Linked DNA regions of Homo sapiens: region 1 is linked to region 2. Evidence: read pairs that join two places in POLR2A ChIA-PET (ENCODE). Cell type or tissue: PC-3. All regions are shown on one strand. Each heading gives the region's core, and the rest is flanking DNA. Links, peaks and the distances in the headings are about the cores only.

Evidence for each region. Peaks named below come from ENCODE experiments on the same cell type or tissue, not always from the same donor. Only the 100,000 strongest peaks of a DNase experiment are listed, where the experiment ranks them.
Region 1: POLR2A ChIA-PET joins it to region 2 with 15 read pairs; 3 of 35 experiments call an interaction of 5 or more read pairs at or near these places.

The regions. Positions count from the first base shown.
Region 1 is chr5:171,888,538-171,899,580 of GRCh38, reverse strand. It overlaps FBXW11 (F-box and WD repeat domain containing 11), which reads left to right. Exons shown (of 14, transcript NM_001378974.1): 6 at 487-577; 7 at 7,977-8,114. Among named protein-coding and RNA genes, the nearest start is that of SMIM23, 110 kb to the right of the region's middle. In PC-3, for the core only: no CTCF peak of the experiment used is centred there; no DNase peak of the experiment used is centred there.
Region 2 is chr5:171,949,024-171,960,066 of GRCh38, reverse strand. FBXW11 (F-box and WD repeat domain containing 11) reads left to right here. Exons shown (of 14, transcript NM_001378974.1): 2 at 2,369-2,470. Among named protein-coding and RNA genes, the nearest start is that of FBXW11, 52 kb to the left of the region's middle. In PC-3, for the core only: no CTCF peak of the experiment used is centred there; DNase peaks (open chromatin) are centred at 5,146 and 5,546; H3K4me3 peaks cover 1,049 bases; H3K27ac peaks cover 2,060 bases.

The DNA.
Region 1 (11,043 bases), core at 1,735-9,734, 61 kb after region 2:
TTTGCTGTTTGTTATTACTGCTGGTTGAGGAAGTAATAACAGTGATAGGATTTTTCAGAGAAAACTCATAACTCTGATGCAGCTTTATAGCTAGCTGTATGCTGTATGGCCCAGTTAGCAAAGAGAGAGAGCTACAGACAGAGGTGCATATAGGGCTGTATTTTCCTTACGGGAGGAAGTTTGATGTGTACTAAGTTAGATTTTTCACAAAGCTACATTAGCGCTTTTTATTAAACTCTATGGAATGAAAGGCTAGATTGTTACATATTAGTACTCAGAAAACACGATCAGGATTTTGTTAGAGAGCTGTGAATTGAGCTAAACTTGTCTGTAACATGTAAATTTGTCAGAAATCCTGCTTTTGAACTGTTAAAACTCAATGCAAATTAAAAGACATGAAAGATATATCTTTGTCAGCACCATGTTTAGATAAAATTCACCCTTTTATGTGCAAAAATGTAACATCTGTTTGTTTTTATTTGCCAGGGATCAGTACCTGTTTAAAAACAGACCCACAGATGGCCCTCCAAATTCATTTTATAGGTCATTATACCCAAAGATTATCCAGGATATAGAGGTAACTTTATGATTTATCTGTTTTATGGGCTCTTTGTTTCTTGTTCTCAACTTTTTATGTTGCCTTAGAGTGTTCTTTTGGTCTAAAATCGTAGAACTAATAATTTTTTTTAAAAAGTTGAGCTTTTGGAGTAAATGTGTCATGTTGTATATAATCTGCAGCTATTCTGCAGAGAAAATAATGTCTTTTGCAAAGAATATCTAACTTTTCTAAAACATGAAATGCTTCTGCAAGGCTGCCGGTTAATTCAAACCTTAATCTAAAATCATCTTTTTATTCTAAGCTGATAAATTTTCCAAAATCCAAGGCCCCGTTTTTTTAAGTAAGCATTGTTTTACATTTTTGAGCCATCTCTAGAGAACTAGAGAAGGCACATTTCAAGTTTTCTCTGTACATTACTCATAGTTTTTCATAAACATGACTCAGATATCATTCTAAGCAATAGTTAAGTGGATTTTATAGGGCAAATTATGCTCCTGGACCATTTTGGATTTGAGCGTAACTTCACCAGACCAGTAAAACTCTGTAAACTTGATGAGAAACATTGGAGATGTTTGATATCGTTCATGTGTTCTAATTAGTTCAGTTTTACTATTTTAGCCTTTTTCCTTGAACCAGGAAAGACATGCACAGGCATTTCTCATTAACTCTTTCACATGTGTTCTTGGCAGGTCTTGGTTACTTCACTGTTTCCTCCTTGGCAGAAAACTTTAGCCTTTGCTAGGCAATGCAATATCACCCATAAAGTTATACTCAGTTTCCCAAATGTGAAGTAATCCTCTCCCCCAGGTGATAGACATAAAAGTTATTGTGCCAAAATTCATTAACGGAGAAACATGTGCTTTTTCAGACCCCACCACCCTTCCAGGCAGATGTGAATAATGGAATCATTCCATTAATGGTAAATCTGAATGTGACTGGAATATCATTATTTAAAGCCCAAACTGTCTTGAATATTCTGCTCTCTGAAATGATCTATAAAGTAACCCTTTAAGGAGGTTAAATAAAAACTTTCACTAGATAAATCATAAAGTTTAAGAATTAATTGACCATTGGCAGTTCCAAACTTAGAATAAGTTGCCCCTACAGTGCTAGTGGCTGAGACATGGTGTTAACTTTAATCTTAGGTTGATGTGTGTGTATTGTAGGGGAGATGGGGCTGTCTCTTACCCCAGGTAGTTGTACTAAGGCATTTCTTATGTACACATCTTATAAACTACATTACCCTCTGTTTTTTTTTTTCACTTGATGAGGGGCAACTATTTACAAAGTTATTTCCAGACTTCTTTGAATAATTTTATCAAAAAAATTCTTTGAAAAGAATGATGTTTAAAGTTAATTATGAACAAACAGGAACCTTGAAGAACTCTGATCAGGTTGAAGATGTGGCAACATAGATAGTTTGATTGAATCCTCATGACTGCTGTTAGAATTGACAATGTGAATTCAGTATTCTGTGGCATGACAGTATCTGACACCACCTGCCATCATCACTTCTTCAGGCTGAAATGATAGTTTAAAGTAGGAGAGGAGGCAGGTGTGAGGGGAAACAGCTCTGTGGGAAAACCCTGTGCGACACAGCCTCTACATCATGGTGGTCTACCCAGTGGTTCTTAAAGTGTGGTTTGGAAAAACCCACTGGTTGGCCACAAAAGTCTTCTCCAGATTTTTGTGGGCTAGACCTCTTGATATAAGGGATGATGTTTATACTTTGATATATGTGCTACTAGTAATAATCATAAAAGTAATGTACCACTAATAGCATTTACTTATGCCAGATACTTTGTTAACTACTTTATAATGCATTTTCTCTTTTAACATTTTGGACAAAACCTGAAAGGTAGGCCAAGTACTTATTTAAATTTGAGGAAACCTTAGAAGGTTAAAAAGGTTAAACAGTTTAGTCAGGATCACACAGCTAGTGGGTAATTGAGAGTCTGTGATCAACCATGTACCCTTCTACCCTTAATACGAGTTTTTAACAATAGACCACTGCTACCACCTCAAAATAGATTTTTTTTTACTCCCATTTTGAGAGTGTGTTTTATTCTGTCTGGAATAAAACAGAATATATAGAGTTTTATGTAGAGAGTTCTTCCAGTGATCCATGGATCAAATGAGAGCCTCTCACGGGCTTGGCTCTGTCCGTATGACTGGTATGAAATCCTCACAAGCAGACTATAATAATTACAAATACCCACTTCGAGTTTTTGCATATATCAAACCACGTTGGGTGATTTACATAGATGATTGTTTTTTATTCTTACAACAAGGTGCATGTTATTATCTTTATAATAAGGGGAAACTGAGACTAAAAGAAGTTTTAGGACTTGCTACATAGTTAAGTAGAAGAGATGGGATGGGCTTTTAACTGAGGTCTGTCTAGCTCTATCCAGGCTGAGAGTTGTTGTTTGTCATTTTCAGAGTGGAAAATTCAGGAAGTGAGGGAGAAAGAGGCATGTTTTATGCCTGCTGAATTTCAAGGTGGCCTTTGCCTCTTTCTCTAATTGTGTGAATACGCAGTGTCCTTGACTGTTCGTTGAAAAAAGGGTATGAGTTAAGATCTGATTAGTGGGCCCTGTTTTAGTCCAGTTATGGGAAAGTAGTAGGGTTTTAAGCACATTGCAGAAAGATAAATGACACTTGGAATGTCAAGTGGCTGTTTATGTCCCCCCTCCCTCCCCAGTTGCCTGTACATAGCTTCAGAGTCTCTTGTGTTGTTTCCCTTAGACTTTGCAAGGTTGCCAGTTCACAACACCTTTTTCTTTTTTTCCTTCTTCCTCCACCTCGACAGCTTGGCTTATGTGCCAGCTCCTGTAATCTGTACGTTCCCAGATTTGGCTCTGATGAGGAGAAAGGAAATGTTCATCTCTGAATCTGCGCTTCTACATTGACCCACCGAAAATTGGCTTAATTTTAAGGGAAAATAGAGAACCTGGCTTAGTGCAGCCAACTCCTGTTATTCAGGAAATGAGGATGTGAGAAATGGAGTCTGGGGAGAATAAATAAGTATTGTAAGCTTTCTGCAAAGGCTCATCTCGCCTGGGTGTTCTTGCCACACATAGAGAGGGTTTAGAGGGCCTCTGAATTGAGAAGGAATTCCTAGAAAACCTGAGGCTCGCTCCTAAAAGAAGCAGCCATATTCTCCTTTGCTGTCTAGAGTCTTAGTTGTTGCTGTTATTATTGTTGTTGTTACCATTAATGGTGGGCTGACTGCTGGATACTTTGCTACAAGTGATTTAATTTAATCCTCGAATTGTCAAAGCTGAGATTCTTACTTCAAAGCCCATGCTGCTTTCACTCTAGCGTGCCCCCAATTGTCTATTAACAGAGAGATAGGAGTTGTTATAACAGCCCTAGAGTTCTGGTATTCTGAACTTGGATTTTTCTCTTTTGCCATTTGAGTAGTGACAAACTCCTTCAAGTAATCTACCTTCTTCCTCTCTTCATTCATTGCATTAACGCCTCCGAAGTGCTCTTCTTGGACAGACACTGGGAAGATGATGGTGTGTTGTATCACACCTTTTAATAAGCCACATTTTATTCAGGGAAAGTGGGGAGCTTTTTTGTGGTTTGCAAACCTGATATTAACATTGTCCTGACCAGAAAATGTCAAAACTTGCCCACCCACCCAGTTGTGTTTAGGCTTCTAAAAATAATGTTATTCCTCCATACTCAGACATCTGTTTTCACTCTATTGCCAATTTAAATGCCGCTGTATACTCTGTGTATCATGGCTACTTTCCCAGTATTTTGAAAATTTGCGCAGGGTAAGGGGATTTTACAAGTTCTCAAAAACATGAAATATTCCTCTACAGTAGCCATACCACATGATGGCTAAGTGAAATGATAGGTATCCATATAAAGAGGTGCACCTGTGTATGACCTCTGTTCCTGCTGCTGGCATTAAGGTAATAGTTGGATTCCATTTGAAGGCTGAGCCTCTTCCTGGGAATGGTTAGGGAAGGCTCAGGCTTATTAGCATTAAATATCAGCCTAGACTGAGACAACAATTTCTGGCAACTTTGTGAGAATATATGTATTTGTTGTTGCAGCCCACTTTTTTTTGGTTAACGTTTTCAACAACTGAAGAAGAACATAACTGCTACCATTTGCTGGCACCATAATGAGAACTTATATACATAATCTCATTTGAACCTTACAGTGGTTTTGAGGGAGTAGATATTACTCTTCCCATCTTTACAGCAGCGAGTCCTTTGCCAAAGTTACTACTTGACCTAGGTATTTTCTACCACAGTGGGCTACCTGCCAGTTTTAAAGGTCTGGTTTTTCTAGAAAAAAAAAAAAAAAAAAAGACCTGGGTTATAAGCATTCAAGTAAGAGTCAAGGTTGTCAGACATCATGGGGGCAGTTTTTTAGGCCGGCGTAGTTGACAGGAAGTGCTGCTTTCTTGTGCCGGTGGCCTTGGGAATTGAGAAGAGGAGTTACCCAGGATTGGTGCGCAGCAAAGCAGTCAACTCCCTCATCTGGCTCCGTGTCTCTTTCGTGGCTTTTCAAAGCAAGCTGCACTTTGGGATTCAAGAAACTAATGATTCTAAAACAGGCCTAGGCGAGGACTTTGTAAAATGACACATCAAGAATTGGTTGACAAACTATTTCTTTTAAAATGCAGAAACTTATTTGAGAAAAGTAGGCTTTTTATAAGTGTTGAGAAGCTAAGCCATTTGCTAACTTCTGTTCAACTTAGAATGAAAGTCTGGTATCTAGCAGAGCTTTTGAGAGGTCCTGTTCCCTAGCTCTTACTTGAGGGTTGGGGATAGAGGGTATAGCCCAGCCTTTAATGTTGTTGTCGTCCTCTGTCCAGACATCTCAGGGGACTGATGTATCACAGGCTGAGTATGTACCTGACCCTGGCTCCTCTGTGTAGTCTTCTCTGCTGCGTCTTCAGGGTTTTGGGTACAGTTAAAGATTGTAACCACATCACCCACTTCTAGGAAACATTTTAGAGCAGCGGAGAGCATGGAGAAAATTCTTTTTGGTATAGAGATTCCCCCCCATCCCCTCTTTTAAATTAAAATAATTGTTTCCCCCTCAGACTCTCATGCGGTAGTAAATGTGCTTTTTCTAGTCATTGAAATATAGAGCATAACAAAGCTACTTACTGCTTCAGTGTCATTTTAAAGCAATTGTATACCTCTTAAACCTAAGAACAGCTTGATAACACTTGACATATATGTAAAGACATATTATGTATTCATCTCTGTCATACTTGTAATATGACATCATACATTCTGTAGCAACTCTGTGGGCCCCCAGAGGGTATAACGTGAACATTGGTAACTACTGCCAAGAGTCACTGGCCACAAATTAGACTTGTTACCAGTACATCTGCCTACTAAATCAGCATTTTCCTGGAGTGCTTAGCATGCTGAGATGGCACAGTCACTATCTAAAAATACATTGTTTCTCTAAATGATTCCATGCGTTGAGTTCTGCTTAAGAAATGCCTGTATTCTGGACCTCTTTTTAAAAAGTCGCTTATCCGGACAGATCTGTTGTCTACTTTGATAGAGGTAGCAGAGATGGTTGGGTTAGTTTTTTTTTTTTTTTTTTTTTTTTTTGGTTTTGAAGTGTGCTTTTGTATGTCTAATATTTTACCAAGTCACTAGAGATGATGACCCAGGCTAGGAAGTTCTGATTTGGTGGCAGATGGACAAATGAGTATTTCCCCTCTCCTGGCATCTCCATGGCACCTCCTTGTATCTCCTGAGCATTGGAAATATACCATCCTGCCCTCAGGATGTGTATGGGAGCTCCTTGAGGGAAGATACCGTATTTCCAGGACTCTTGCTGAGCACTGGGGCCACAAATGATGGAAATAATCGCTTTTTAAGTATACGTGTATCGATATCTCCAACCCTCCATTTCCTTTTCTATAAAATGCGAACAATGATTCCTGCTTCAGAGTCACGATTAAATTAGCTACAAAACATATAAAGTGAGTGGTATAGTGTTAGAAAAGCATAGTGCCTGGCATGTAGCTTTCAGTAAATTGTAACATTTTAGAGTGCACAGAAGGATACTATCTTCAAAATAAGAAGAAATACAGTTTGTTAGATGTCAGCAGAGCCAGTAATTAAGTACTCCTTCAACAAAGCAAATAATTAGACTTTTAGCTGTACAGAAATAATTAGCTACTCAGAGAGAAACTATATCCTGAACTGAAGTGTAACAGGTTATAGAAATCCCTGTTGTCCCCTAATTTCAAGGATCAAGAATTCAGACTTTAGTTACTCTTAGTAGAGACATTGTATCTTTTGAGCCTTAAAAAATCACTTATGTCTACTACCAGAGGTTAGGTCTTCTGGTGCTCTGGGTATGACCTACTTCTTCACTAAACTTGTCCCAGTGTCTCAGGCTATAGAGCTCATTATCTCCCTTAAGTCCTGCAGCACTTAGAATTTTTATCACTCATTTGGCACTTTTGGAATTGTTACTGATCTTCTTACGTTCTGTGTGCACTGCCGCAAGAGGCAGGCCCATCCTGCTTTGTGGGCATTGAATATGTTAGTAGCAAAAGCATGGGTTTGGAGTCGGAAAGAACTGAGTGTGATTTCCAGCTAGTCCGATTACTGATTTTGTGGCTGCAGGCAAATTAAACTCTGTTTTCTTGTTTGTAAAAAGGAAATAATAAGTACTTCCTTCCTTCCAAGGTTATTGTATGGATCATTTAACCAAATACACTTAGTTTAGTGTCTCTCTAGATCCAGACACCATGGGCCTAGATATTGGAGTGGTGCCTCCCTGAATGCAGTATGTCTCCTGTTGATCTTTTTATCCTCAGTGCCTAGCACACTATGTGGAATATATTAACATCTCAGCAAATGTTGCATGAATGATAAGAGGAATAAGAATCTAGGGCTAAAATGTACCATTTTTACTCTACAGAAACATTAGGAAGGTTAAAAATGATAAAATTCTTCCTATGTAGTTGGCTTATAGTAGTTGCTCACTATCTTTCCTCAGTGATCAAGACAATTCTTTGTTTGGATATGTAGATTGTCAATATATGCTTAATGATGGTTTTTTAATTGGCATTAGGGAGCGACCCAATGAGTTACTATTTATTTGCATGTTTTGGGTGCAAACGGCGTTCTTTAAACATACTGAATTCTGTCTAGGCCAGTTTTTTCAAGCCCAGTCCAAAACTCATTGGAAATCCTATGACGGTTGCCAAATGGGCAGGGAAAGTTTAAGAAAAAACATTGTTGGGTTAATGTCTTACTTGGAAAAGAGCATGATCCTATCCACAGACAGTTATGCAAACCAAGATTGGGGTATCGGTGGTATGCTGTTTCTGGAAGCAACGCCAAAGTCTGAAACCTAATAGAGTAAGTTGATTCATAAAAACTCATCTCTTGCCTCCTTTTTTCCCTAGACTATAGAATCTAACTGGCGGTGTGGACGACACAACTTGCAGAGGATTCAGTGCCGCTCTGAAAATAGTAAAGGTGTCTACTGTTTACAGTACGATGATGAAAAAATTATCAGTGGCCTACGAGATAATTCTATTAAGGTGAATGACTGAATTTTTTATGTATTATTTTTAGAATCGTGGCTATGTGTTAGACACTAGATGTGACAATCTTTCCATTTACTCTAGATTGGTTTTTATCTCTTCCACTCAATCTTGGCAGCTCTCAGTGTAGTTCTAAAGAACTAGAGCCAGAGCATTTCCCCGAAACTAATACAAGACCCTGGATTGTCTCACTTCTTATCCTTCTCTAAGCACATTCACATTCTATATTCTGTATTAGGTGTAAATAGAAAATATCCCAGTATCACAGGGCTCTTGATTACTTTGCCAGCTGGTATTGGTAGTTTATAAACCAAAGGTGTTACCTTTTATGGTTCCTGAGAAGGACTCAAATAATAATACCACAGAATGATAGAGCAACTTATATTGTTTTCATTAACTTTTCAGTAGTAGATAAACTGGATTATTTTTCCATGTTTAATCTGTTTGATGGCTGATCTGATCTGATTTTATTTTACATTGTTTGTATCTTATGTCCTCATATTTAAGAAAACATGTTTTTTAAACTTTGTAAAAAAACATTATAACTTACAAACAGGGAAGTTTGCTCTTTTGTTGTATAATTCTGTGAATTTTGATAAACACACAGACATGTATAACTGTTACAAAAATCACGATATGGAGCAGCTCTCTCATTCCCCCAATTCCCTTGTCCTGCCCGTTTCTTATCCTGGGCTTTTCTGCCTCTTTCCTGTGCTTACCCATTCACCTGTTGAAGGATGTTTGTGTTGTTTCCAGTTTCTGACAATTATGAATAAAGCTACCATAATTATATACCTGTAGGTTTTTTGGGGAACATAAATTTTTAGTTCATTGCGTGAAAACTGAGGAGTGGGGTTACTGGCTCATATGGTAAGTGTATGTTTCACCTGCTAAGAAACTGCCCAGCTGTTCTCCAAAGTGCCTGTACCATTTCACATTCCCATCTACAGTGATGAGAGTTTTTTTTTTTTTTTTTGAGACGGAGTCTCTCTCTGTCACCTGCCTCCTGGGTTCAAGCAATTCTCCTGCCGTCCTACCTCAGCCTCCTGAGTAGCTGGGACTACAGGCATGTGGCACCACGCCCAGCTAATTTTTTTGTTTTTAGTAGAGATGGTGTTTTGCCGTGTTGCCCAGGCTGGTCTTGAGCTCCTGACCTCAAGTAATGCGCCTGCCCCAAAGTGCGGGGATTACGGGCGTGAGCAGCCACCACACCTGGCCTGAGAGTTGCTTTTGTTCTGTATCCTTGTCAGCCCTTGATCATCTCAGTTTTTTTTGATACTAGCCATTCTAATAGGTATGTGAACATACCTCATTTTGCTTTAAATTCACATTTCCCCAGTGATGATAGTGAGCATCTTTTTATGTGCTTACCTGCCATCTCTATATTCTGTGGTGAAGTTTCTTTTCAGATCTTTTACCCATTTTAAAATGGGTTCTTTGTTTTTTTATTACTGAGTTTTTAGAGTTCTTTATGTAGTCTAGATACGTCCTTTGCTAGATATGTTTTGCATATATTTTTCCCAATTAGTGAGTTGTCTTTTCATTTTCTTTTTATTTAAAAAAAATTTTTTTTGAGACGGAGTTTTACCCTTGCCTGGGCTAGATTAGAGTGCAATGGCACGATCTCAGCTCACTGCAACCTCCGCCTCCCGGGTTTGAGCGATTATCCTGCCTCAGCCTCCCGAGTAGCTGGGATTATAGGCATGAGCCACCATGCCCAGCTACTTTTTTGTATTTTTATTAGAGACAGGGTTTCTCCATGTTGGTCAGGCTGGTCTCAAACTCCCGACTTTAGGTGATCCACCTGCCCCGGCCTCCCAAAGTGCCCCGATTACAGGCGTAAACCACCATGCCTGGCCGTCTTTTCATTTTCTCATTTTCTTAATGATCTCTTTAATGGAGCAAAAGATTTTAATTTTTTTTTTTTTTTTTTTTTGAGATGGAGTCTCACTCTGTCACCCAGGCTGGAGTGCAGTGGCATGATCTCGGCTCACTGCAACCTCCACCTCCTGGGTTCAAGCAATACTTGTGCCTTAGCCTCCCAAATAGCTGGGACTACAGGCATGAGCCACCATGCCCAGCTAATTTTTGTATTTTTAGTGGAGACGGGGTTTCACCATGTTGACCCGGCTGGTCTTGAACTCCTGGCCTCAGGTGATCTGCCTACCTTGGCCTCCCAAAGTGCTGAGATTACAGGCGTGAGCCACTGTACTTGACAGAAGATTTTAATTTTGATGAAGTCCAACTTACCAGTTTTTTCTTTTATGGATCATGCTTTCGATATTATATCCAAGAAGCCTTTCTCTGAGCTTCATGAATGTGTAAATTTACGTCTTTCATTCATTACATTTCAGAAGTCTTCAGCCATTATTTTTTCAAATATTTTTTTCTGTACCAATTTCTCCTTTCCTTCTGAGACTCTAATCACATAAATACTATATCTTTTGATATTGTTCCACATTGTTTTCAATCTTTGTTCCTCCCTTTTCTGGATAATTTCTATTGGCCTATCTTCAAGTTGACTGAATTTTTCATCTCTTCATCTCTATTCTCCTGTTACCCTCCGCCCCATCAAGTGAGTTTTTAATTTCAGGTATGATATTTTACAGTTTCTATTTCTCTGCTGAGAATTCTCTCTTTTTTATTTACCTCAAGCACGTTTATCTTTATCCTGTGGAGTATAGAGTAGGTGCTTAACATCTTTAACCATGTCAGCATCTGGGTAACCTCCAGCTTGACATCTGTTGATTGTCCAGTCCCCTGAGATTGTTCATCTTTCTTGATTTTTGTATGCCAGGTAATTTAAACTAGTATTTTGGGCATTGTGGATATTATGTTGTAAAGACTGTGGGTCCTGTTATAATCCTCTGGACAATGTTTTTGGGTAAGTGTGTTTTTAAGCAGTTAGTCAACTTAGTTGGGTTCA
Region 2 (11,043 bases), core at 1,129-9,128:
GCCCATCCACTTGTGATGTATGCTGATGTAAGTATTCTTTTATTAAACATGTGTAAGAATATCTCTGGATAGAGAGTGTTTGTTGTAGTGGAAAGAAAATCAGCTTGTCAGGTTTAATTTACTAGTCCTAATTCTGCCATCAGTTAGCCCTTATTCCCCTGCACCTTGGACAAGTTGCTGGTTTTTTTTCTTTTCTTTTCTTTTCTTTTTTTTTTTTTTGAGGCAGTCTCGCTCAGTCGCTTGGGCTGGAGTGCAGTGGCGTGGTCTTGGCTTACTGCAACCTCTGACTCCCAGGTTCAAGCAATTTTCCTGTCTCAGCCTCCCAAGTAGCTGGGATTACAGGTGTGTGCCACCACACGCCTGGCTAATTTTTGTGTTTTTAGTAGAGACGGGGTTTCACCATGTTGGCCAGGCTTGTCTTCAACTCTTGACCTCAAGTGATCTGACCACCTTGGCTTCCCAAAGTGCTAGGATTATAGGTGTGAGCCACCATTCCTGGTCTGTGTTGCTGTTTTAACAAATCAGGCTCTCCTTTCTGTTTTAATTAAAAAAATTTTTTTCTTAATGGAAAAAAAATTCCATGGGACTCTGCTTGATATCTCTTTCCTGATCATCAGTTTCCTCATCATAAAATGGAATAATACCTATTTTACAGGGTTATTGTGAGAGTTTACTATTTCAGCTGTCTAGCACATAACAGAAGCTTGATAAATGGCAACTACTTTCATTATTTTATTTCATTATTTTATTCAGCACCTTCTGTGGTTGGTACTCTGCAAAGTGTTGAGGCAACAAAATTTGTGTACCTGGAGTTTCAATGATATATTGCCACTGTATTGGCTTTGGAATAAAGGCACACCTTGGAAGTGTGTCATTTTCATTGCTACCAGAAAGCTGCTCAATTTTTTTATTCCATTTGGTTCCTCTGATTTTGTATTCTTTAAATGCCTTTTCTAAGTAATCTCAATATTCCGTGTATCATAGGTGAACTGTAACTAGTAAGTGACAGATACTAGATAGGAACCCAGGTCTCTCTGATTTCAAGCAAAGCTATCTTTGTTTGTATTGCAGTTGGGTGATAATAGAATTTATCCACTAAACCAGAACACTTTTGAGAGTGAAAGTTATGAGGGGACAATAAGTGTCATCCAGGACTATCTCAGGCAAATGAGGGTGTTTGGCTATTCTAATTATAGCTAGAACAAACAAGTTTATGAGCTTGGGTCCAAGACTTCTGGGATGTTTTGGTTGAACCCAAACACTCACCTTTAATTTTTGTTACATGAGTATTGATTTTGCCATAGTAAATTAATTGACTTTATATCTGAATGATTGAACAGTATGGTCTAATGGTTATTAACTTTACAGTATGGTCTAATGGTTATTAAGTAGTAGCCGTAGTACATATGTTCATTTTATATTTTACTTTTTTTCTTAATTCCTTTAAAATCAGCAAGCTTTTAAAAGAGGATCGAAGAGGTAAATTAAATAAGCTTTTTAATTCTTAGTCATGTCAGACGGACTTTGTAAACAAAGTCTAAAATGAAAATCATGACGTTCCAATGTTTTTCCTTTGGGAAGGTGGAGATGTGATGACACTGAAAATCATGCATTTTAAATCACCTCTTTTATTGCCTTTATCTATCAGTCTGTCACCCATCTTTCTTGTTCTTTTTGCCTTATTCTTTAGGTCTCCTGTGATTTTACCTTAGGGAGGTGCAAAACTTTACTCACATGATAAAAGTTGGGGTGATATAAGTTTTCACAATAGCAGCATCATAGTCTTGTGGAAAGAATGTGGGTTTTGGTAGCAGACAAACCAAAGTTTGAAATTCTGGCTCTCCCCTCCTTTGTTGTGTGTCCTTGCGCGAATCACTTAACCTTTGAGCCTCGGTTTCCTTACAATGATATGAGGATTAGAGAACAAATGTAAAGTGCTGGGCAAATAGCACTTTTTGTGGTTTTGTAGGTTCTTAAACAACGATGACAATTATGGTTATGTGACATAGACGAGAAACTGTGGCACTGATGAAATTGTAGTCGACAATCTCACCACTAATCTTGTTTTGCACTCAAACTTTCACAGTTCCCTTTGGTGGGTTTTTGTTTAAACATTCTCTCTGTCCCTCTTGATTCTATTCACTGTACCCTGAGAAATTAGTGGTTGGCAGCAGAAACCTCCTTTCCATAGAACATCAAGTGGGCCCTCCCCCAAGGTTTCAGTGAGCTGTCTGGGACCATCCCTAACCTCCAAACTGCCAAGGGTGCACCCCCTGCCCCAACTAACATTCAAGTTGCCTGTGTGAAGGAGTGATTTGTTGCGGCCTCTAACTGCTTCTTCTCTTCCTTCCTTTTTGTCATCCTGCAGTGTTCTGTGCCAAGGTCTTTGTGGCTAGGCTGCGCCAACCTGGTAGAGAGCATGTGCGCACTGAGTTGCCTGCAGAGCATGCCCAGTGTCAGATGTCTCCAGGTGCCTCTCTTCTTTCTTGTTGTAAATGTGTTTTTACGTATGCCATGAACATTTGTTGAAACTTGCAGTAGTGTGTTTAATCCAATGTTAAGTCTGCTAAATGTTCTGTGTAACCCTCTGCTTTCCTCCAGCCTGGGTGCCCCACATGGAGGAGTTAGTACCAAGAGGGGCCCTTTTGAGCAAACGGGTCTTTGGCTGGGCCCTGTCCTCCCCTTTTCTGCTCCTGCTTTTTACTCTTTTCCCCTCACCTTGAGGTTGTAATTCTCATGTTTAATAGTTGCGCATGTGCCAAAAAAAACTCCTGACATTTTCCATTTGGCTACCTTTAACAGTTCTTTGTTGAGTTGGGAGGGTTTCATAATTAAAGTGGTGATTTTTTTCTATTTTGAAACTCATCCTTTTGGCTTGCTTTCTCTCCCCTCTTCAAAAAAGGAGCGGGGAGGGAATCACTACTGGCATAAAGCCTCAAACTGAAGTTTATAAAGATCATAGCTTTATGCTGCCAATAATTTGTCAGTTTGGGCCACCTCCCAAAGGCCAGATCTGACACCTGTCCTCAGGGTCCACCCAGTTTTCCAGGCCGAGGCCGGCAGAGAATTCCACAGATAAAAGTAAAACTTTTTGGGGGTGGATGGGAAAGGGTTGCTCAGGATAGAACTGTTAGCAGGAGTGCAGCTGGTGACCCTCTCTTGTTGGGGTGGCTTCTAAGAGAGCCAAGGAAGAAAACATTGTAGCTTTATTTCTGAAGCTCTGAGCAAGCATGTGTTTAATTAAATATGGTTTCAGTAGCAATATTCAGTTTTCATCACTGCATATTCCAGACAGTTTGATATATCTTTGAAAAGCCATATTAAATTCCTGGCATCTGGTTGAGACTGTCCTGTTTGAGGAAAACTGCAAAATTAGGCACTGAGTTAGAGGGATATTATTGATGGCATGGGTGACTTTGCTGTTCTCAAGTTTATCTTTCTATTCATGTTTACAATTTTTAAATGGAGCTGGGGAGCCAGGAAGGAGGAAAATGTTCTTCATATTGGAGTCAGGCATTTTATTTACTTATTGGCAAACATTCAGAGTAGCACTGGTGTGGTTATTGATTCAAATTGCTTTCTTTGGGGAACTGTACTGGAACCTCACTAACACAGTTAACTGGAGAGCGAGTTCAATATAAGGCCCAGTTGTCTTTAGATTCTGTATATAAAGGTGGGTTACAAGTCTCACCTTACAAGAACAGGATGCTTCAGTGAGGCTCAGTGTAATGAATATATGTTTACTTTTGGAAAAGCAGCTTCTGTGCATGCGATGTAACTTTTAACAAAAATGTTCTTGGAATGGCAGCCATTATTGCATGTGCTCTCCTTGATGCTGTATAATGGATATTTGCGTTATTATAATAGGTGTATAATAGGTGTATTATAATAGGTGTATTTTTGTCTCTATTTTTCTGGATTAAAAGGAATGTTACAGTTGCTTTTTAGTGGGCTGACCGAGTTTTTTCCAGAACTGGAAATTTAAGAGGGGGAAAAATTGTAGTTGTTAGTGAGGTCTTGAAGTGCGGATTCTTTTTATTGCATTCAGTTAAAAGTAATTGGCCAATGGAAGGCATCATTCAATATATTTTAGTAACAGTATTGTGAGTTCTCTGGAGGTGGGGTGAGTGGGAGGAGGTACACGGGTTCCTACCTTGTTGAAAATGGAAATCCAAATTTGTTAAAAGTTCCTTGACTCATCTTTCTTAGTGAAATTCACTTAAGAAGGAAAAAAAGATTTTTTTTTTTTTGCCTTGATTGGGTCTTATTTCAGTGAGTGGAGCAATATTGTCTTTAGAGACGTGTAGAGTATTCTGTTTACTTAGGTTTAATTTTTGCTAGTATATAATTGAGGGTATGCAGCATAGTAAAATGAACTAAGTACTCAGCTCATTGGCATTAGCAAATCATTACTCTGTTTTGTCCCACATGTGAATGGAAAGTAAACATGTATTAATATTAATGAGCCTGGAAGACTTCCTTCCTCTGTACTCATTTAAGTATTATTTTAATGCCAACATTTCTCCCCTTTACCTCCAGTCTCCAAACAGTGCTAAAATTTCGTGCCTTAATTTGGGTTTGGGCTCTCAAAGAAGGCCTGTTGCTTATATGCTGCATCTTTGGTTTATTGCAAAGATGACTCTTCCTTTGCACACCTTTTAGCAACCTCATATTAGAGCAGGCCTGAGAAGGGAAGGAATAGTTAGGCTACCTGGAGAGAACAGAGCCTGGTTCTTTCCTGGTCTCTGAAGTTCCATGAAAGAGTCCCCCTTAAAATTGTCAGAGTGGACCCACTGATAATTGCAACTTGAGCCCATTGACCTGTCTATATGGCTGAATTTTAGTTTACCTTTCGAAAAAGCCGGAGGGAAGATAGTAGTTGCCCTTAGGCATAATTTACCCATTCCGGAAGTTTCTACCATCGTCTAGAAGGGAAAACAGGTATCAGAGACTTAAAAATCACTCATTACCAACTGTTACATGGTGCTTCACATATATTAGCTTTATGACAACCCTGTGAAGTAGGTGTTCTTATCTCCAATTTTCTGATATGGAAACTGAGTCTGACGTGACTATTTGGCCCAAGATAATGTTTACATAACTGTAAAGTTACTGGCATATGAATCACACACTTGCCTGATTCCCAAACTGGTTTTCTTTCCTCTACTCTGGAATGCTGCTTTTGTAGTTTTCCATGTTGGTTTTATTTGTAGAAACCTCACTATTGACACCTGGTATATGGTTTGTTTAGTTATTAATATTATTTGAAAATAAGAAAAGAAAAACCTGCCAAATTCTGTAGAAAAAAAAAGTTGCCATTCTTTTTGCCAAAATGAGCCCTCCTGAATCTTACAGCTAGTGAGGTTCCTGAGTGGACTTTCTGCAAACTTAATTCCATAAATATTTACTGAGCAATTGGTATGTGCCAGGGCCTCTATTGGTTATCTCTCAACCAAGCTGAACTGAGTCAGTGTTTCATTTGCCTCAGATGTCCTGATTCAACCAGTTGATTGTTATAGCAAATAATCAGGAATTCAGACCATGTGGATTATTGATTTGCCCAGATTCCTGTGGCATGAGAATCATACCAATGTTAATAATAGTATGTATCATTTATTTTCCACGTTCTTTCTATGTGTTGGACTCTAGGAATTGGATTATCTCATTTGATCTTTTATGGAAAAGTTATCTACCTTGCCATTTTTGTATATGAAATTATAGAGGTGAATTGACCTGCCTAAGGTTACACATTTATTTAAGTGGCAGAACTGGGTTAGGAACATAATCTGGATGACTGCAAAGCCAGTGCTCTAGTCACCAGTCTGTAGTGACAACTGCCATTTTAACTTGCAACTGCCATTTTTAGGTTGAAACAAATTCCCCTTAATTTTTGGAGTTAAAAATTTAAAGCCAACACAGCAGCATGATGTAATAGACTGGCAAGTTGTCTTGGGAATGTCATTTGCAGCCTCAGCTGGGGGAGAGTGTTAGTGATAAGCCTTTTGCTGGGGTAGGACTGATTGCTTGGAATGACAGTGAGGATCACGTGAATTGAGTTTGAGTGCCTCCTTCCAAGCTCTAGTGCATATAGTGCTGGGCAGTAAGTAGCACAACTTCTTGACAGCTGCCTTTCTTGTTTCTTTTTTTACTTTTAATAGGTGTAGTGAGCCACAGTGGTCTGAGAATGCCACAGAACTTATCATAGCTTTTGATATAAGAGAATATTTTTTAGAGGAGGGAGATAGCTTGGTAGAAAGAACCCTGGCTTTGGTGCAGACAAACCTCTATTCTAGTCCTGTTCCTACTACTTAATGACTTTGTGATACTGGGCAAGTTACTTTATTTTCCCGAACCCCTGTTTCCTCATCTTTAAAAATCATAAAGGGTTTTTATGAGGTAGAGAAAGATAATTGCCACCTCTTACTGATTCTTACTCTTGGGGGGTATGAAATCCATTTTTTAAATTTACTTGCTCCTGGTTCTCCATGTAAGAAGGAATTTCAGTCTTAGATTCCAGGGCTAGGTAAGGATTAGCTAAAAGACCATGCATATGATAAGGCTGTTTTTGTTCAGGGTCGGTCTGTCTAAGGTCAGACATGGCTGTTTGAATTCATTGCCTCTTGTCTGTTTTCTAATAAGCATTAGGGATTTGTCATTTCTTGTTGATTATCTTAATTATCCTATAGCACTCTGGGTCTGATAATGTGAACGTTTTGGGTTGCTCAGTGGTAGAATCTGTAGTATTTTATAGACACTAAAACCTACATTTTTGGCTGAGCATGGTCGCTTACCCCTATAATTCCAGTGCTTTGTGAGGCCCAGGTGGGAGGATTGCTTGAGGGCAGGAGTTTGAGACCAGCCTTCGCAACATAGCAAGGCCCTACAAACATTTTATTTTTGTATTTTGTCTCTACAAAACAAAATAAAAAATTAGGTGGACATGGTGGCATGTGCCTGTAGTCCTAGCTACTCTGGGAGCTGAGGTTGGGGAATCCCTTGAGCCCAGGAGTTGGAGGTTACAGTGAGCTATGATCACACCACTGCACTCCAGCCTGGGTGACAGAGCAAGAACCTTGTCTCTAAAACAGGGGTGTCCAATCTTTTGTCTTCCCTGGACCACATTGGAAGAAGAATTGTCTTGGACTACACATAAAATTACACTAACACTAACGATAGCTGATGAGCTAAAAAAAAAAATTGCGAAAGAAAAAAAATCTCATAATATTTTAAGAAAGTTTACGAATTTGTGTTGGGCCTCATTCAAAGCCGTCCTGGGGGCCTGCAGGCCACGGGTTTGCTCTAAAAAATATATAAATAGGCTGGGCGCGGTGGCTCACGCCAGTAATCCCAGCAATTTGGGAGGCCGAGGTGGGCGGATCACTTGAGGTCAGGTCAAGACCAGCCTGGCCAACATGGTGAAACCCTGTCTCTACTAAAAATACAAAAAGTAGCTGGGCATGATGATGGGCGCCTGTAATCCTAGCTACTTGGGAGGCTGAGGCAGGAGAATTGCTTGAACCCAGGAGGTGGCGGCTGCAGTGAGCCGAGATTGTACCACTGCACTCCAGCCTGGGTGACAGAGGGAGACTCCGTCTCAAAAAAAAAAAAAAAAAAAAAAATATATATATATATATATATATATATGTATGTACACACAACACACACACACATATACACACACATATATGTGTATGTATATATGGTTAAAAAAAACCACATCTTTCCTCTTTATAAGAAAATTTACGAAATAGACTTTGAAAAAGAAGAAAACGTCCATTGGTAGCGTGAGCATCTACCACCCAGAGAGAACATTTGTTGCTATTTTAGGGCCTTACTTCCTCCTGTCTGTTCGGTAGGGAGGAATCCATCAAATTGTGCAGTGTTATTCTGCTGCTGCTGATTTTAACAGTGGTATTTTTAATGCCCTGTGGAACCCCAGCTTGACTTTGGAGTCACTAGAGGGATAAAGGAGGGGCTAGCACAGTGTGCCTCCTACTTCGATCTCACTTAGAATGGCTCTGGATTTATCTATTCTACTTAATGGGGCTCTTAGGAAGATTTCATTTTAAAAACTTTCTCCTTATAGAAATAGCTAAACACACAAAAATAAGAGAATTATTCAACTTAATCTTGAACAGTTTTCAAAATTATGCTAATCTTAGTTCAACTTTTCTTCAATTTTGTTTTTCTTGGGGCATTTTAAAAGCAAACCTAAAATGCCTCAAAGTTTTACAAACCACTGTTTCATGCTAGCATTAAAAAATTTTTAAACAAGCTTCAAGAAATTAAAAATAAAGGCCAGGCATGATGGTTCACACCTGTAATCCCAGCACTTTGGGAGGCCCAGGCAAATGGATCACCTGAGGTCACCAACATGGTGAAACCCCGTCTCTACTAAAAATACAAAAATTAGCCAGGTATGGTGGCATGCACCTGTAATCTCAGCTACTCGGGAGGCTACATCACAGGGCTTTAGCATTTTTTTATTTTCAAAAAAAAATAGCCACTTTTTTTCTCTCTCTCTTTTTTTGAGATTGGGTCTTGCTCTGTTGCCCAGGCTGGAGTGCAGTGGTAGGATCATGGCTCACTGCAACCTTGACCTCCCAAGCTCAAGTGATCCCTCGCACTTCAGCCTCCTGAGTAGCTGGGACCACAGGCATGTGCCACCACGCCCAGATAATTTTTCAGTTTTTTGTACAGACAGGGTCTTGATATATTGCCCAGGCTGGTCTCAAACTTCTGGTCTCAAGTGATCCTCCCAATTCAGCCTCCCAAAAGTGTTGGGATTACAGGTGTGAGCCACTGATCCCGGTGGCTAGTTTTCCTTTTGAGGGGCCTTTAGACTACAATTTTTTTTTTGTCTTTTGTGGCGGGGGTTGTATTATAGGAACTTCAGTGATTTCATTGCATATGTATCTTTAGGCTTGTACGATTTTGTATGTGTAATTGCTTGGTCAAGGAATATCAGTATTTTATTATGACTTAATTAAATTATATACAGAAAAGTTTAGTAATCTCTCCCTTCTAATCCCTTCCTTCCCCCTAAGAAACGAATGTTAACATTTTGTTCTTTATCATTGTATATTTGTTTTCTTTGTTCATAGGAGGGTATGCAATCTGACAACTATCAGAATTCCCTCATTTAAATTAAAAAAAAATTATTTATTTATGTATTTTTTTGAGACCGAGTCTAACTCTGTTACCCAGGCTAGAGTGTAGTGGCATGATCTGGGCTCATTGCAGCCTCTGCCTCCCAGGTTCAAGTGATCCTCCTGCCTCAGCCTCCTGAATAGGTGGGACGACAGGTGTGCGCCACCACGCCTGGCTAATTTTTTGTATTTTAAGTGGAGACGAGATTTTGCCACGTTGGCCAGGCTGTTCTCGAACTCCTGACCTCAGGTGGTCTGCCCGCCTCAGCCTCCCAAAGTGCTGGGATTACAGGCATGAGCCACCGCACCCAGCCATTTTTTTTTGAATAGAGGAAATGGGCTCACCCTAGAAAAATCACAATACGGGGTCACTTATTTGCTTTATTTATTTAACATTATGTTATAGACATGTCCCCAGATTAGTAAAGTCTAACTCTTTCATGAATGGTACTTTTATCATCCCTAGATTTTAGGGGTGGAGGCGAGAGTACAGGTGTTTTTTTTTTTCTTTCCATTTTTGAAGTATAAAGTGTATATAGAAAAGTTCAAAAATCTTAAGTGTGTACAGCTCAGTGATTTATCTTAAAGTGAACAGTGCTTTATTTTGATAGGTATGGCTAAATTGCTTTCATGGAAGATAGACCCATTTATATTCCAAGCATTGCCATAACCCCTGAATATCATTTAAAAATGTTTAAGGTGTACTTTAAAAGTATTACTAAAAATAACATACTTGTTCAAAGTTAAACCAATAAATAAAAACTGGCAAATAGTAACATGATGAATTAAGATTTTCTATCATCATTTAAAATCATTGTATAATATTCCATTTAATAAATATATTAATGATTTTAAGAAAACTTCCCTTCCATATTAAGACTGCTACCAGTTTTGAGACATTTTAAGCCATGTGGAGTTAAGCATCATTGTAATTAAGTCTTTGTATACTTCTGTGATTATTTTCTTAGGTAAGACAGTGTGCACATTTAGGTTGCTAACTTGTACTTTTGAGAAGCTGGGTAAAATTATACTCTTAAAAGCAGCCCATCAGAGATCCCTTTTCATACTCTAGATGACATTGAATATTTTAATTTTGTACTTTGTTGAGATTTTGATGGATGAAAATGCAGAAATGGTATCTTGTTATAATGTACATTTAATTGCTAATGGGTTGGAATATATGTATACATAAAAATATTCATTGGCCATTTCTGTGGTTGTTATATGAGTTACCTCTTCATGTTCTTTTTTCCATTTTTCTAATGATGGCCTTATTTAAAAAATCTGATTTATAGGAACTCTTTATATATTAAATATATTAACTGTTATTTATTGCAAATACTTCTCCCAGTTTGACATTTGCCTTTCAGTTTTTTAATAATGGTTTTGGCCATGATGAAAGTTTTGAAAAAATGTTTACTTTTTGTGTGGCTATACTTGTTCCTTTCTTATAATATTCTTCTAGTGGTTTATAGCATTGTGCTTTGCAATCTTTCATTTTCTCTGTAATTTATTTTCCTATATGCTGTGAATTAGGGATGCACATTCTTTCTGAATGACCTATCAGTTGTCTGCATACTATTTACTGATCTAGTGTTTTTTCATTGATTTGATATCATATGCGCATGTTTCACTTCCTTGTGTCCAATGATGTGAAGTCACCGAAGCCTTCTTCAAGCTTTTATTCTTCTTCACCTTCCTATTATTATCATCAGCCATCAACCTTTGTAAGCTCATCATCCACAACTGTATCATGCTGTCTTTTATATGTTGTACTAGTTTGAAAGTGTCTTACTGATGATATGGACTTTGAAAGTTTAGTGTCAAACGTTATTCCTATGCATTGAAATTTCCATGTCATATTTTCTGAAAACAGTGAGGATGACTTGGTGAT